2 separate regions of the Mus musculus genome follow, and region 1 is linked to region 2. Evidence: chromatin loops called from intact Hi-C (ENCODE). Cell type or tissue: left cerebral cortex. All regions are shown on one strand. Links, peaks and the distances in the headings refer to the core of each region. The heading gives the core; the rest is flanking DNA.

Region 1 (5,000 bases), core at 1-5,000, 630 kb after region 2:
ACAGTAGATGGGAAGGGCCACCAGGCCTGCTTCTGGCTCTTTCACACTACCGGTTCAAGAGAAGTGTTTGCCCTAAAAGGCTAGGCTTTGGGAAATAAAAAATAAAATAAAATAAAATAAAATAAAATAAAATAAAATAAAAACATACAGTTTGGTGGCTTTGGAATCTATGTGTCTACCAGAGGGGACAGCTCATCTGCCATTTCTGCTCATTTTCTGTCTGTCAATTCAGGCCCTAAGTTACTTCAGAACATCCCATAAGTAAAAAGGCCTCCAGCAGCCCTGCTGGCCCCTCTGCTCTAAGCTTGAAGCCCTGTATAGCACCTTCAATAGCTCATCTTTCTACCTTTGCTTGTATAAGATGCCATCCAAGCAAAAACTATCTGCTTAGTTGGTCCCAGATGCCAAAAGTCTGGTTTCATGGAATCCCCTTTCCTTGTACCCGAGTGAGGGCCCACTCGGAATCGAGCACCCTCCATTCCACAACAACCTTTGGGTCAGAGGGGCCAGTAGCTCTTGAAATCTCATCTGGCTACTCAGCACACTTGTGGTCCCCACTACTTTCTTCTGATGGAGCAGAGCCCTCTTCGGGAGCTCAACAAGCTGTTCATGGCCCCAGCAGCTGGAAGAGGAAGCCTGTTACTTTCCTACACTTGATCTTAGTTAGCCAAAAGGCCGAGGGGAGATCCTGCCGCTTTCCTGATGGGCACATTCTACTTCTGTTGACGAATCCCAGGGCAAGTGTAACTACCTAGGGATGCCCATGGCATGAGTGCTCTTTATCTCCCTGTGTGGTGCCTTACGAATCTCTCTGTGTGACCCTCACACTCTCCCTCTCCCTCCAGGTGAAGCATACATTCCCAGGCCTGGAAGTCTCTCCATATCTGTCCTCTCCATGCTGTTGGTCCCGGTATCTTCTCCCGGCCCCCCTTCGCTCCTCCTTCCCTTCCTCGCTCCTTTTTCCCACTCCTCCCTCTTTTCTCTTTATTCTGCCTTTGCTGCATAACAGGGTGCTTCTGGGATGAATGGTGTTTTCAGGCCCGGCCAGAAATACATCCGGCCTTTCCCAGCCCCACCCCTATCCTCACCGTACTGGGGGCGGTCTGTGGAAAGCCCTGGCAGACAATGGGCCAATGGGTTCACTTGAGAGCTCACAAAAGCCCCATTGCCCCCTGAGCGGCTCAGAGTGACAGGGCATAGGGAACAAATCCCCTTCCTGTCAGGCTGCCTGCGTGGGATCTTACAGAGCCATGGGGCCTCTAGGCAGCTAGGCTGGAGACCTGGGCACTGAGCCGGAGAAAGCCAAGAGAAAGAGGCAACCTTTCTGTCAGCCAGAGCACCAGGGCAGGAGGGGGTGGGGTGTGCAGCATGGAGCATCAGAAGCTTGGAAAAGCCCACCCTGTGCACTCACTGTTGATGGGAGGGCCATCACGGCCATGACCATGATGCCACATACAGAAGGCCCCACACTAAGAGAGGATGGGACATGCAGCTCAGTGTAGCACAAGCTTACTAAGTCCAGGCACTAGACCCAGACAAGAGCCTGTTTCTAAGTGACTAAGTCAAGAATGGAGTTAAGAAAGCAAAAAAAGAGGCCCCTCACCTGGCCACAGCATCTCAAACACCAGCATCCCATTACTTACTTGGAGAGCTGATGGCTGCTAGCTACTAAGGCACCCTGGGTCTAAAGGCAGTACTAATGTGTCAGAAGCTTGGAAAAGACAGACCACATTCTAGCAAGCTGCAGATGTGCACATGAGGAAAAGACTTGTTAATTAGACCTCTTTCCTGGTCCAGTCAACTGGTGATGTCTACCGCAGACATGTCCTGAGGTTTGCGTGAATTTTTAAATTGATTTGGACAAACAAGGCCTCCTCTATCTTGTAAGATGTCTGGCCTCTTTTCTCTTTCTTAATTTCTATTAGCAGTACCAGCAGGTCTTCCTGGGAGAGAAGGGCTCTTCTTCCCCCACACTTTCCAGAGGAACACTCTGCTGTATGCATTGTCACAAAATTGTGATGAGGCAGAGAACGGTGAAGTGACTGTGTCCCCACCGCCCACCCCTGACCCCCCAGTGGCAGGTGCCTGTGAGTTAAGTTCACACCTCAGCAAGATGACACGCACTTTCACTCCACAACACACAAAGCCTTGGTGCTACATCTCTGGAATTGCCAGCGATGACTAAGTTATGTTTTCTTTATGCTTCACCAAGCACCTTCTGCCTGTCTGGCCTTCCTTAGGGAAAAAAAATGATCAAAAGCTTTATGTGCCCGCAGAAGAAGAAAACAAACACACCTGCTTCTTGTAGAGGCACCCCCTGCTTAGCTAGCCATGGGACAACTAAGACACAGCTCTGGGATGGGATGTAAGGAACACAAGCTCTCATGTCGGCTGTGAGATTCTGGACTTCCTACAAACAACCTCCTTGAACCCTAAACTTCTCATCTGTAACACGGATACAACATGGTGCTTCGCAAGGTTCTGTGCAGAGGCAATGAGACACTTTGGTGGAAGAGTTTCAATTTCATCCTGTCTCTGTAGTAACCATTTGCCAATGCTATCTATTATCTTTACAGAGTTGAATAAAAATTAAGATGTGCTTTTTTGAAGAAGCCGCTGTCCAGCCCTTAGCATTTACAACATCTGTCCAAGCAATAGCACATCTTCAGATGACTGTTAGAAGATAACTGGTGGCCTTACTACTAGAGATCCCACCATACAAAGGAGACAGACTATTATCTATTGAATGGGGAATCATCTCGACTGCTAGGGTAATAGGGCCAGTTTTAGATGAGTCCATCACCCCAGCCCAGGAACACCTTCTTATACACAAACACACACACACACACACACACAAGTGGCTTCTGAACCACTGGATGCTGTAAAGCATGAGTCTATAGCGGTGACTGAAAAGCTTTGTATCTCGGGCTTTATGAATTGCAACATCTCCCCTGTAACTAACTGAACTCTGTCACCACTGTCACAGCCAGTACACAGAACAGCCTATGGCTCAGGCGTAGATAAATGTGCTAAAAGAATATGATTGATGATATTTCTCTTTTTTTTCCTTGTAAATTTTGATTAACTAATTCATTATTTTGTTGTATAATAATCCAATACCCTTACAGCTACCATCGTACTCGTAAACTTCCACAGAAGTCTTTGTGACCTCCAGAAAGTCCCCAACCAGGACCCCAGGGATACTCAATGAATAAAAACAGAATTAAATACATTTCATATTCACAAGCCATCTGAGCAAAGTGTGCTCACAGAAGATGACTGGCCTAATTTTGGCCTATAATGTTGGCCTCTTGGGCTAACTGGCTTCAGCTAGGTTCAAAAGGAGTTTGAGTCCTTCCTGACGGGTATAAAGGACAACAAGAGAAACATGCCAAATACAAGCCTCATTTACCACTAATGAACTTGCAGAGGAATGCGTGTAATTAGCGTGGGTATCAGCTGGGGGTCTGTAGACTCGACACATCAATGGAAACGCATCACTGTGGGAGAGCTCAGAAGGGCGCGGAGCCCTGGGCTCTGATGTGAAGGGAACCACCAATCAGAGGCATGAGGAAGGAGATCTGTGAAGAGAAAATGCAGCATGGCAAAACCAGGTGGCAGAGGAGGGACCAGTGAGTGGACGGGCAAAGCGGACTTCAGAAGGGAAGCAGGTGACAATATGCTTAGTCAAGACAGGTCAAGGACTGCCCGGGTGTCACCTGGGAAATGGCAAGGTTCTGACTGGCTAATGTAGTCCAGAAAGACTGGAAAACAGCTAGAGATGGGGTGAGGGTCGGGGAAACCTGAATCATCAGCCCATATAACACATGCTAAAGCTGAGCCAAGATGGAAGGCAGTTATTAGAGCTTCTGAGTGAGACTATAATTAAGTCTCCAAGGATGGGGAGCAAGGACCAAAGACCTGAGTTGAATTGTGCCTACAAAAGAATACTTCCAAGATCTCATTTTCCATACTTATGAATGCGACTTGATTTAGAAACAGGTTTTTGATGTCTAATTCGTGGTTTTGGGAGATATAATGAATGATTCTGAGAGGTCATCTTAAGATTCAGGGTCGGCCCAACATTCAATACCTGGAGAGAGAACTTTGATACAGTGGGAGGACGTGGGTAAGCAAGGGCAGATATGATGGTAAATCGTCATCCATCGTCATCCATCGTCAACCTGGTTATACCTACAGTCACCATGGAAACACAACTCTGAGTGTGTCCAGGAGAGCGTTTCTAGAAAGGTTTAACCAGACTGAATTAAAAGGAGAATGCAAACTGACCACGACCATTGATCACTCTCTGCTTACTGACTGTAGATGCCACTGTGCCTTCCCCGCTATGACAGGCTATGCTCTCAAAAAGTGCTCAAAACAAACCCTGTCTCCTTTTTAAAAAAAAATTTTTTTTAGGTCTTATCTAATTTTTTTTATGTGTATGGGTGTTTTACCTGCACACGTCTGTGCACCCTATGTGTGTAATGCTCATGGGGACCAGAAGAGGACCTTGGATCCCCTTGGATTGGAGTTACAGACAGTTGTAAAGTGCCATGTGGACGCTGGGGATCAAACCAAGCTTCTGGAAAAATGGCCAATGCTTTTAACCACTGAGCCATCTCTTTTGCCCTCAGCCCTTCCTTTGAACGTTGTTTTGTCATAAAAGAAATAAGATGAATATATCTGGAATTGGAGTTATGTATCTGCAAACCAAGGAATATCAAGTAGGGAATGCTTAGGAAAGAGGAGGAAAGGGACATGGGATAGATTCTCCACAGGGGAGCAGAAAGCCCACCCTGGCAACACCTTCATTTTTTTTTTACCGTTGGCTTCTGGAACAGTGACACAACGAAATTGTGCTGTTTTAAGTGCACAGATCTGTGGTAATTTTTTTAAGAGCATCTCTTGGGACATCTTACAGTGGGAACAACACTCCCTTGTTATGGTCACAGATCAACCACTGTATCTCCCACTCGGAATCAAACTGTGACTATTCC
Region 2 (9,188 bases), core at 2,127-7,126:
AGAGAGGCTAATTAATTTGCCCAAGGTCACACATACCTAGTAAGAGGCAAAGCTAGAACTTGATTCCTGGCCATCTTGGCTTTAGATTTCATGTAGGAACCTAAAACTCTAATGTCTCAATATATAATTATACATGCAATAAAATAGCTATGTGAATATCATATGTGTACAGTAGTACCCTCCGGTTCTCATAGTACTTCATAGGATGCATGTTCGAGGTTTGAGATAGCTTTGTGAGGCAGAACTTGATCCCATATTCACAATAGGAAGGGCAAGGCTGGAGAGTGTATGTTCTTCACCTAGGACACAGACCAATAAGGTGCTGGAACTGGAGTCTGAGGATAGTGGTTGGTTCAAATTCAGGTATCGGCAAGGTAGCTTCTCTCTCTCTGTCTCTGTCTCTCTCTATCTTTATCTCTCTGTCTCTGTTTCTCTCTCTTTCTCTCTCTCTCTCTCTCTCTCTCTCTCTCTCTCTCTCTCTCTGTGTGTGTGTGTGTGTGTGTGTGTGTGCATGGAAGAGGGTAGAGAAAGGGCTTTCCTTCCTGAGTGTGATCCTGCAGCCTGTAGCCAGTCTATAGCCTGGCATAGACCAGCTACGTTGGGTCAGGAAGGAGAAAGTGGGCCACAAAGGCTTTGGTCTTGGTTGGCCAAAGCTATAGCCATCTGGTCTTGCCAGGAATACGGCAGATGGAGGTGTCTCAGTTCCCAGCCAGACCTAGGGCATCACCCAGAGGATGGGGAATGTGCCAGGAGGGGACTGTCTAGTGGTTTAAGCAGCAAAGGGATTCTTGAGAGAGCAAGGACACAGTAGGAGAAGTGGGAAACCAGTGGGCTATGCCAAGGGCTCTGTCTAGGTCCACAGCGTGTGTACCTTGGTGAAAACCATGTACTAAGAAAACACCGTGCACAGCTCAGTTTTGGTGGCTGTGTATCACAGTGCAGGGGAGTGCTCCTGCTGTTGCCTAACGGAGCTGTGGCGAGGGCTACACAGATTCATCCTAATGATGTCTGAACACAACCCAGTGGCGTGGCTACTGTGTAAACTCTCAAATGTTAGTGACTGTGGTCATCTTGTAAGTGCACAGGCTACACCAGCTCTTCTTTATTGTGATGATTCCCCATGCGAGGCCACACACGCCTCTCGCATGACAGCTTGTCCTCTATACTCCAGAGTGTTCTGAGTACTTCACACATACCAAGTACTCAGTAAATATTTGCTGGAGGAATAAATCACTTTCTTTGGAGGGTAATGTTCCCAAGTGCGGGATGAGCCACTTGGAAAGCCAATTCTATAAACAACCTCTCAGAAGTGCTGAATAGCTCTCCGCCTTTTCCTGGACAGATGTGCCACAACCCCACTGAGAAGAACGTGCTACTTTATTGTGCTTAGAGGGCTGTCCAAACCTCACAGCTGTGCCTAGGACAGATGCCACTAAGGCAGGGCTAGCCCTGCATTCTAAGGAATGAACTGAGAGCCAGGCTTGCCTCTGCTGATGACAATGGGGCCTTGGTATAAGGTCAGATGCCTGCACCTGCATCCAGGCTTCCCAGGTACCAGATGCAGCCTTTAGTTAGGACCCCATTGCTACAGATGCAAATTGAGGGGTGTCTCTCCCAAGTTTCTAGAGCTATGCTTTTTTTTCTGTACTTAGTGTTCTGCCTGTCTAGTATCTATGCATTGTGGTCAGTCTCCTTTACTCCCATGATACCCATTTCCCTCTTCTCGTTCTCTCTCTCTCTCTCTCTCTCTCTCTCTCTCTCTCTCTTTCTCTCTCTCTCTCTGTATGAATGTGTGCCACATGCATGCAATGCCCTCAGAGGCCAGAAGAGGGCATTAGGACCAATGAAACCACAGTTACAAGTCCTTGTTAGCTGCCTGATGTGGTCCCTATCAGAGCAGTAGTGCTCCGAGGTGCTAAGTCATTTCTCCAGGCCCTCTTTGTTAAGTCCCTGGAAGTGAGGCAGCTTAGGTTTTGTCACTCTAGACCCACGGATTTGGTAGAGATGCTGGCTTTGAGTCTTGGTTTTTCTCCTTAGTGGCTGTGTGCCTTCAGGAAAGGGGCCTGACTTCTCCATGTACATAAGTGGATGCTCACAGTCAGCTATTGGATGGATCACAGGGCAACCCAATGGAGGAGCTAGAGAAAGTATCCAAGGAGCTAAAGAGATCTGCAACCCTGTAGGTGCAACAACATTATGAACTAACCAGTACCCCGGAGCTCTTGATTCTAGCTGCATATGTATCAAAAGATGGCCTAGTCAGCCATCACTGGAAAGAGAGGCCCATTGGACACGCAAACTTTATATGCCCCAGTACAGGGGAACTCTAGGGCCAAAAAGTGGGAGTGGGTGGGTAGGGGAGTGGGGGGGGAGGGTATGGGGGACTTTTGGGATAGCATTGGAATTGGAATTGAGGAAAATACGTAATAAAAAAAAAAAGAAAAGAAAAGACCTAAAATGCAAACAAAACAAAACAAAACAAAACACAAAAACAAAAACAAAAAACTTTCTTCCAAGCAGGGTTAGCGGTAGCACTAATTTCATAGGGTGGCTGTGAAGCTTCAGGTTGTCCCTGGCCCTTGGTAAGCACTTTGTAAAACATTTCTTACTTACTGATCACCCACAGAAGAAGCCAGTGTTGGGAGAATAGAAAGCATGCTGGAGGAACCCTGCACCTCGGCCCGGAAGATGGAGAGAGTCACTATGCCCCATCCTACCACTCACTCTTTAGAGACACCTGGCTGTCCAACCTCAGAGGCAAACACTGACCAAGGCTGAGATGGAGAGTGTCCACCTTCTTGGAAGGGATGAAGGTAGTTGGCAGGGTGATGTCACAAGGATATCATGTAATGTTTCTCTTGTGGGATACAAAGATTTACTAGGCGAATGATGAAGGCGAATGATGATGTAATATCTGAAGAATGAGCCAGAGATGTTCCCTGGCCCTCTGACTGGCCCGTTTCCCAGCCAGTAAAGGCGGGTATGAGGTTATTTCCTAATGTGGATGTTTCATAACACACACACACACACACACACACACACACACAAAGAAACAAGATCTACATTACATAGGATTTCAAAGGTGTAGTTCCCAGGAGTCTGGAAGGAACTTAGGACATGGTGGAGCTATTGAAAACAAGCCAGACCTGCTGCAAATCCCATCAAGAGTTGGGTGGGAACTCAAGGGAAGGGTGAAGAGTGTGCAGGTGTGCAGGGCTCTGTGTGGTTGTGAAGGCTGCAGGCCTCCCTTTTCTAGAAAGAACCTGCCATCCAGCCGGGGGAAGTGCAGTTGGTCCATAGTCTGTGGCAACAGCTAGTGGTGTGCCCAGGCTCCTGTATTTCTAGGTAGCTCTCACCAACACAGATGGAACACCACTGGAGTCCCGGGACTCGGCTCTTGTGCGCTTTGTAGGACTCTTCCTGTGAACAGCTGTTGGTTTGCAGTTTCAGAATGAGTTGGAGGAGAGTTTATTAAATCTTCACAGCTGCCCGAGGCTTTTGTCCCATTGTATCTCCACTTCAACAAACCTCTTACAGGCCTGACTTTAGTTCACTCTCTGCTTCTCAGGTCTCCAGAAAGGAGTAGCTTAAAGATGGAACTCTGGCATCTCCACCCAGGAAGGTAGATTAGGACAATCCAAGGCAAAAAGAAGGTGTTCCCCATAGCTGGGCTGGGTTTTGTTGAGGCAGGCAGATTCCCTAGGAGAAATGGCTTCTGGTTTCTGCAGGAACCTGATTTCTGAGCATCTCTTAGCCTGGTACGGTCTAGTGTTCAGAGGGTCAGGGCACAAGCTGAGAGCATCGTTAGAACCAAAGAGGCCTGAGGCCAGGAATGAGGATTGACTGAAGCCATCTGCATGTACCAGACCAGATGGCCTTGTGGATATTAGCCAACACCAGCAAGGATACAGGAAGACTTTTCCCACTGCCACCATTTAAGGCTATCTTAGAGCCCTGCTGAGGAGTGGCAAAGATTGTTTCTATCTCAAAATGCTAATGCTATTAGCTATTTTAGAAACTAATGCTATTAGCTGTGCTAATGCTATTTTAGAAACATAAAAATTAGATTCTCTTTGTTTACCTGAGTTTGTGGCATGGGATTTACCTGGCAATATCTGAGGGGCCAGGGGCTCCTGGAGGTCAAGGGTGCACACAGTCACTCCCATGGCAGTGCACAGGTCCTTTCCAAACAGCTCTGAGTCCTGTCTGCTGGCCCTAGAGAGGTATCCCATGTGAGGCTGAAGAGCTGTGGGGAGGTGGCAGCTGCTGGGTTGCTGTTACACATGGCAGATTGCAGAAAGGCAAGCCAAGAGCTAGAGCTGCGGGAGGCTCAAGGACACAGCAGCAGGACCTGAAGAGATGCCACTGACTCTCTTCATGAATGCAGGCGGCAGCATCATCGCAGTGGGAAGCCAGGCCACAGAGCAGGGAAGCAACTTCAGCTGGTCCTGCAGGTTGGCCCCAGGAAAGCAGGGATGAAGCAACCACAGGCAGGAAGGATGTGAGGTCCCGGTGAATTCTGTGGCTCCTCCTCCAACTGCATCTGGATGAGGGATTGAGGGTATGTGTTCATCTCCTAATCCCTGGACCAGAGCAGCCATGTGGAGCCCTCAACGTCCCTGTGAGAGCTTGGCTCTAAGAATGACAGACCAGTGCATGGGCGGGTGTCTTCCAGGTTTTACTTCTCTTTGTCACATGCATATGAGTTCATTCCCTCCTGCCTTTCCTTCTGTGGCCTCTGCTTGCTTCACTCCTCCCTCTTGTTTCAAAGGTAAAATCTAAGCATCCGCAGCCAGGCATCCAGGGGCTCCCTCCACCTCCTGCTAAGGTGGTGCAGTGACCCTCTTCCCATGAGCCTCACCACTGCCTGGCCCTGAGTGGGGACTTGCCCAGGGCCTTCTCCACTGCCTTCATCTTTCAAATGTCCTCTGTCCTTGTCAGAATCCCCTGTAGCTTCATCTTCTCCATGAAGCTCTTTGCCTCTATCTGCCTATCTTCTTCTCTCCCAACACCCCCCAAACCCTGCTCCCAAATACCCAAGTCTAACCTGCTTTTCATCGCTAACTCTGCCCTACGAAACACCAAAGAATCACCTCTACCTCCCATCTTTACCATACCTCAACATACTCCTCAATTTTTAAAATCTAAAGTAAAATTAACAGCAATATTAACAATCAAGCACTAATCTCTGTTTACCACTGGAGGACAGCATCCCAAATCTGAGTATTTATGATTTCAAAATTGATTTTAAATGAAGAATTCTCATAACGGGGATAAAGTCACCTTCATGAGGAATTGGTATGCACCTGGTCATATTTTGCTAGTCCCATTCGCAAACACTCATCCCAAGTGGGGAGAAGAGATTTCCTTTGCATTTACCCTGCACTGTGCTGGCTATTTGTAACATCTGCAGAGACATCTGGATAATTTCATTTTCATAAGCATGGAGATATTTGTGGCTGTTTGGATAAGTTCAAGACGAGGGAGGAAGACACATTATTACAAGCTCATGGAGAAACAATTTGTATGAGCAGCAAGGGAGGATTTTCAGTGAGGTTCTTCTGGGATGACTGGCCGGGATGGGTGAGGGGCGGGGGTCTGACTCTGGACTCCAGCAAAAGAAGGAGGCTCTCTGGATACAGGTTTTATCCATTCTGCTGGATGTTAAGAATCCTTGGGTGTTGGGGATGATGGCCCAGTTGTTTGCTGTGAAAGCATGGAGACCTGAGTTTGAATCCCTAGCACCCAGGTAAGATGCCAGACACAGTGGCATATATATATGCCTGTAATTCCAGTCCAAGGGAGGTAGAGACAGACAGATCTCTGGAACTTGCTGGTCAGCCAGCCAACCTAGCCAAATTGATAAGTTTTATGTTCAGTGAGAGACCCTGTCTCAAAGACGAGGAGAAATCAAGGAAGATACCTGATGTTGATTTCTGACTTCCACAGGCACAGGCACACGCACACGCACGCACGCGCGCGCGCGCACACACACACACACACACACACACACACACTACACATGTGTGTGGGGGGGGAACTCTCAGTCTGCATTCTGGGTATGAAACTGAGTGATGGGAGAGGGGTCTGCAAGGTAACCCAGCTCTTGGCCAGGAAGTGGTAGGGCACACAGGGTTCCCCCCCCCGCCCCCGCCACACACACACAGGCACCATGAGCCTGGTAGCTTTTAAAGGGATGCTGTTTGGTGGTGTATAAAGTGTCAGGAATTTATAGCTGGACAAATCTGAGTTTAAATGAGGTTCAACTGCTTCAGGGGATAGTTTGGGACAAAGCACTTCATCTTTTGGAATATGGTTCGGTTTCATTGCTTTTAAAACTAGATTCACGATGTCCCCCATGTTAGTGGAAACTCAAAAAGACCCAATCTTTGGGGATAGAGCTCAGTCTCCCATGGTGTTTCTTTGGGGATTCTTGACCCCACAACACATGGCATATAGGTGGCCTGAAAGGAAGGAGGCTCTCTGAAAAGAATAGGGCACCATGAGAGTCCATCCAGGCAGGGGATGCTGAGCCTCTGGCTCTGACAAAACTTTCGTATTTGGAAACCAGAACCTTCTAGCAGGTCTGCCAGGAGACATGCTGGGTTCCTAGATAGAACTGTCTAGTTCCTTGCCTATTAGTGTGCTGTTTGTCAGTGTGAGGCCGAGGTAGCAGAATCCAGTGACAGCTTCCACCTCCTGACTGCCAGGAAAGGCAGCCACTTCACCTGTGCATGCTCTGCAACCAGATCTGAGGCAGCCAGCCCACACTTACCACCAGAGAGATTGAGAGCAGGACTAGGAATCTATAGGCTGAGGCATTTTCCAGCACTGGTTAGTGAAAGCTGTCATAGGTCATTCAGATGAGAAGATGCCATTGTGGATCTCAGGTTATAGCATCCCGAGTCTCCACGGGGATGCTTTACATAGTATAGCTTTGATCCAGGAAAGTTAAGTTTGAAAAAAAATCCATAGTTTAAGTCTAGAGTGTTGATTCCCTTTTTAATTATAAAACTAGAATAATCCCCGTGGGGAGAATGACCCCAAGGCACAATAAAAACACATTAAAAATGTAGTAAACCTGGAGAAACTAATCTAATTAAAATTAAAAATTTTCACCCTTCAATAAAATATCAATGAAATTATTCAATGTTACGGGAGTCAATATTGAAAAACTCAAACTCTCTCATGTGTGGCTGGATGACATGGGCTTGAATGTCAGCCTCGATGACTCCTTTCCTCTTTCCCCAGGCTAGAAAAGGGTCCCTCCTGGTACTCTGCCTCTTCTGGAACCTCCCCTGTTCCCAAACTTCTGTAGCCTGAATTCAATCTGAGTTAGAGACTCTGAGCTCCATGAGGAATTTTTGTTTCAATTTTCTCAGGCTCTTTTTGGTCTTCCAATCTTTGAGTTCAGCCCTCATGTTTGGAGACCAGGATTGCTGCAAAGGCTGCATGCTCCCCTGTAGATTATCCAGAAAGGAGGCTCCAGCATTGACATTGCCTTTTGTACTGCAATCGTTTCCCCAACGCCAGAGAAACTCTTATTATGAGTACAGAGGACGAACCTGAAGCCACCGAGGCTGCCATTTTTTTCTTTCTATAGCCTCATGCTCTGTTGTCTCCTGAGCACAACGGAAGTGGGAGAAAGGTGAGGCAAACCGGGGAGGAAGAAACTAATTTCTTGAAAACTACTCCCAAGCAATGAAGCTGGCCGGCGTGGAGAGGTGTTGGTAGAGAGGATGAGCTGCCGGGGTGCAGACAGGTGGAAGGGGAGGGAGGCGGGGAAGACGGAAGAAATGGACACGTTCGCTTTAAAGCCCCGTATGGCTTGGAAGCCAAGTAGCAGGGACAATAGTAGCACATGCACAATAAATGTTCCTTCTCACCCACGGTCCCTTCTTGCTCAACTTTTACTTTCTTCCAAGTCTCTACTCTGAAGGCTTTCACTTCCTCTGTGGACTTTTGTTCCTGTCCTGACACAAGGTCATTCCTTCATTGACCTCCTCAGAATGCCAAGCCCCGTGGGCTCATTCATTCCTCCGTTTTGATTCATGTGTTGTGGTGAATGGCCCCAATCACTTGGTATATCAATCTCTCTCTCTTTCTTTTGCTTTCTTTTCATTTTTACAGGGTTAGCACACTCCCCTTCCCTTACAAGCAACTAGCTACTCTCCCATTATTGAAACTTGATGCTTCCAAAACTCTACTCCAACCCTCTTGCCTCCATCCTCCCTGTTTACCTCTTCTATGCCTATGCTGTCTGCAACCAATCATGGGCTGTCTCTAAACTCAGCCTCTTTCCTGAGCTCTGAGTTACTATAAATGTCCTTACAATACGCTTTGACATTGGAAAACTGATTTCCTCCTCTGTGTTAGAACATGGAAAGTCAATAATCTCTATCAACAAGGTAAGGATGGAGAGATAGATAGATAGATAGATAGATAGATAGAGAGAGAGAGAGAGAGAGAGAGAGAGAGAGAGAGAGAGAGAGAAATGGAGGGAGCAAGAGAGGTTACACTATGATTGTTTCTATAGCCATAGAATGACAGAATGTAAGTTGCATCCATATTTTAAGCAGACTTCTGGGGTCTTGTGACTCTATTAATACCCATTCCCAGAAATTCAGATCTATATGTATTTTGAGACAGGTCCTCACTTTGAAGCCTACACTGGCCTAGAACTCATTAAGCAGACCAGGCTGGCCTCAAATTTGTGACAATTCCCCTGGCTTAGCTTTTAGGTGTGAGCCACCAGAATTGGCCGAGATCTCCTTTCATTCAAGTAAGGGAAGGAAGATAAAAAAGACAAAGGAAGAGACTAAAGAATTCTGTGAAGGATTTACTTCAAATGTGTCATTGCACTTTGGTGGTGGTGGGGACAAGACAGATGGCGGTCTCTGTAAACAGAGTTACATTAGTTGGCACCACATGCAAAGAACAAGTGTAGAGAAATAGACCATACCACAGCACAGCTAAGCATGGAGACAGAACAAAGGTTGTCTTAGAAGATGCTGCAGGCAAATGCCTTGAGTTTCTTAAATAGAATGTGGCAAACACCGGCCTCAAAAATAATGTTTAATTACACTTAAATAACGGATGCTTACTGCCCCAAAGGTATCATTACAAGAATGAAAAGAAAATTCACATCTTGGAGAGATATTTGAAATAAAAAAGATCTGGCCAAGGAT

Evidence for each region. A loop is a pair of places that touch in the nucleus more often than their neighbours do. Peaks named below come from ENCODE experiments on the same cell type or tissue, not always from the same donor. Only the 100,000 strongest peaks of a DNase experiment are listed, where the experiment ranks them.
Region 1: a loop joins it to region 2, with 4 times the contacts of the local background. A loop is called at or near these places in 1 of 42 quality-filtered maps.

What each region holds. Positions count from the first base shown.
Region 1 is chr9:102,242,317-102,247,316 of GRCm38, forward strand. All of the region lies in intron 1 of Ephb1 (Eph receptor B1), which reads right to left. Among named protein-coding and RNA genes, the nearest start is that of Gm31233, 34 kb to the left of the region's middle. In left cerebral cortex, for the core only: no CTCF peak of the experiment used is centred there; DNase peaks (open chromatin) are centred at 1,083 and 2,131.
Region 2 is chr9:101,609,829-101,619,016 of GRCm38, forward strand. No RefSeq gene overlaps it. Among named protein-coding and RNA genes, the nearest start is that of Gm24638, 220 kb to the left of the region's middle. In left cerebral cortex, for the core only: no CTCF peak of the experiment used is centred there; a DNase peak (open chromatin) is centred at 4,303.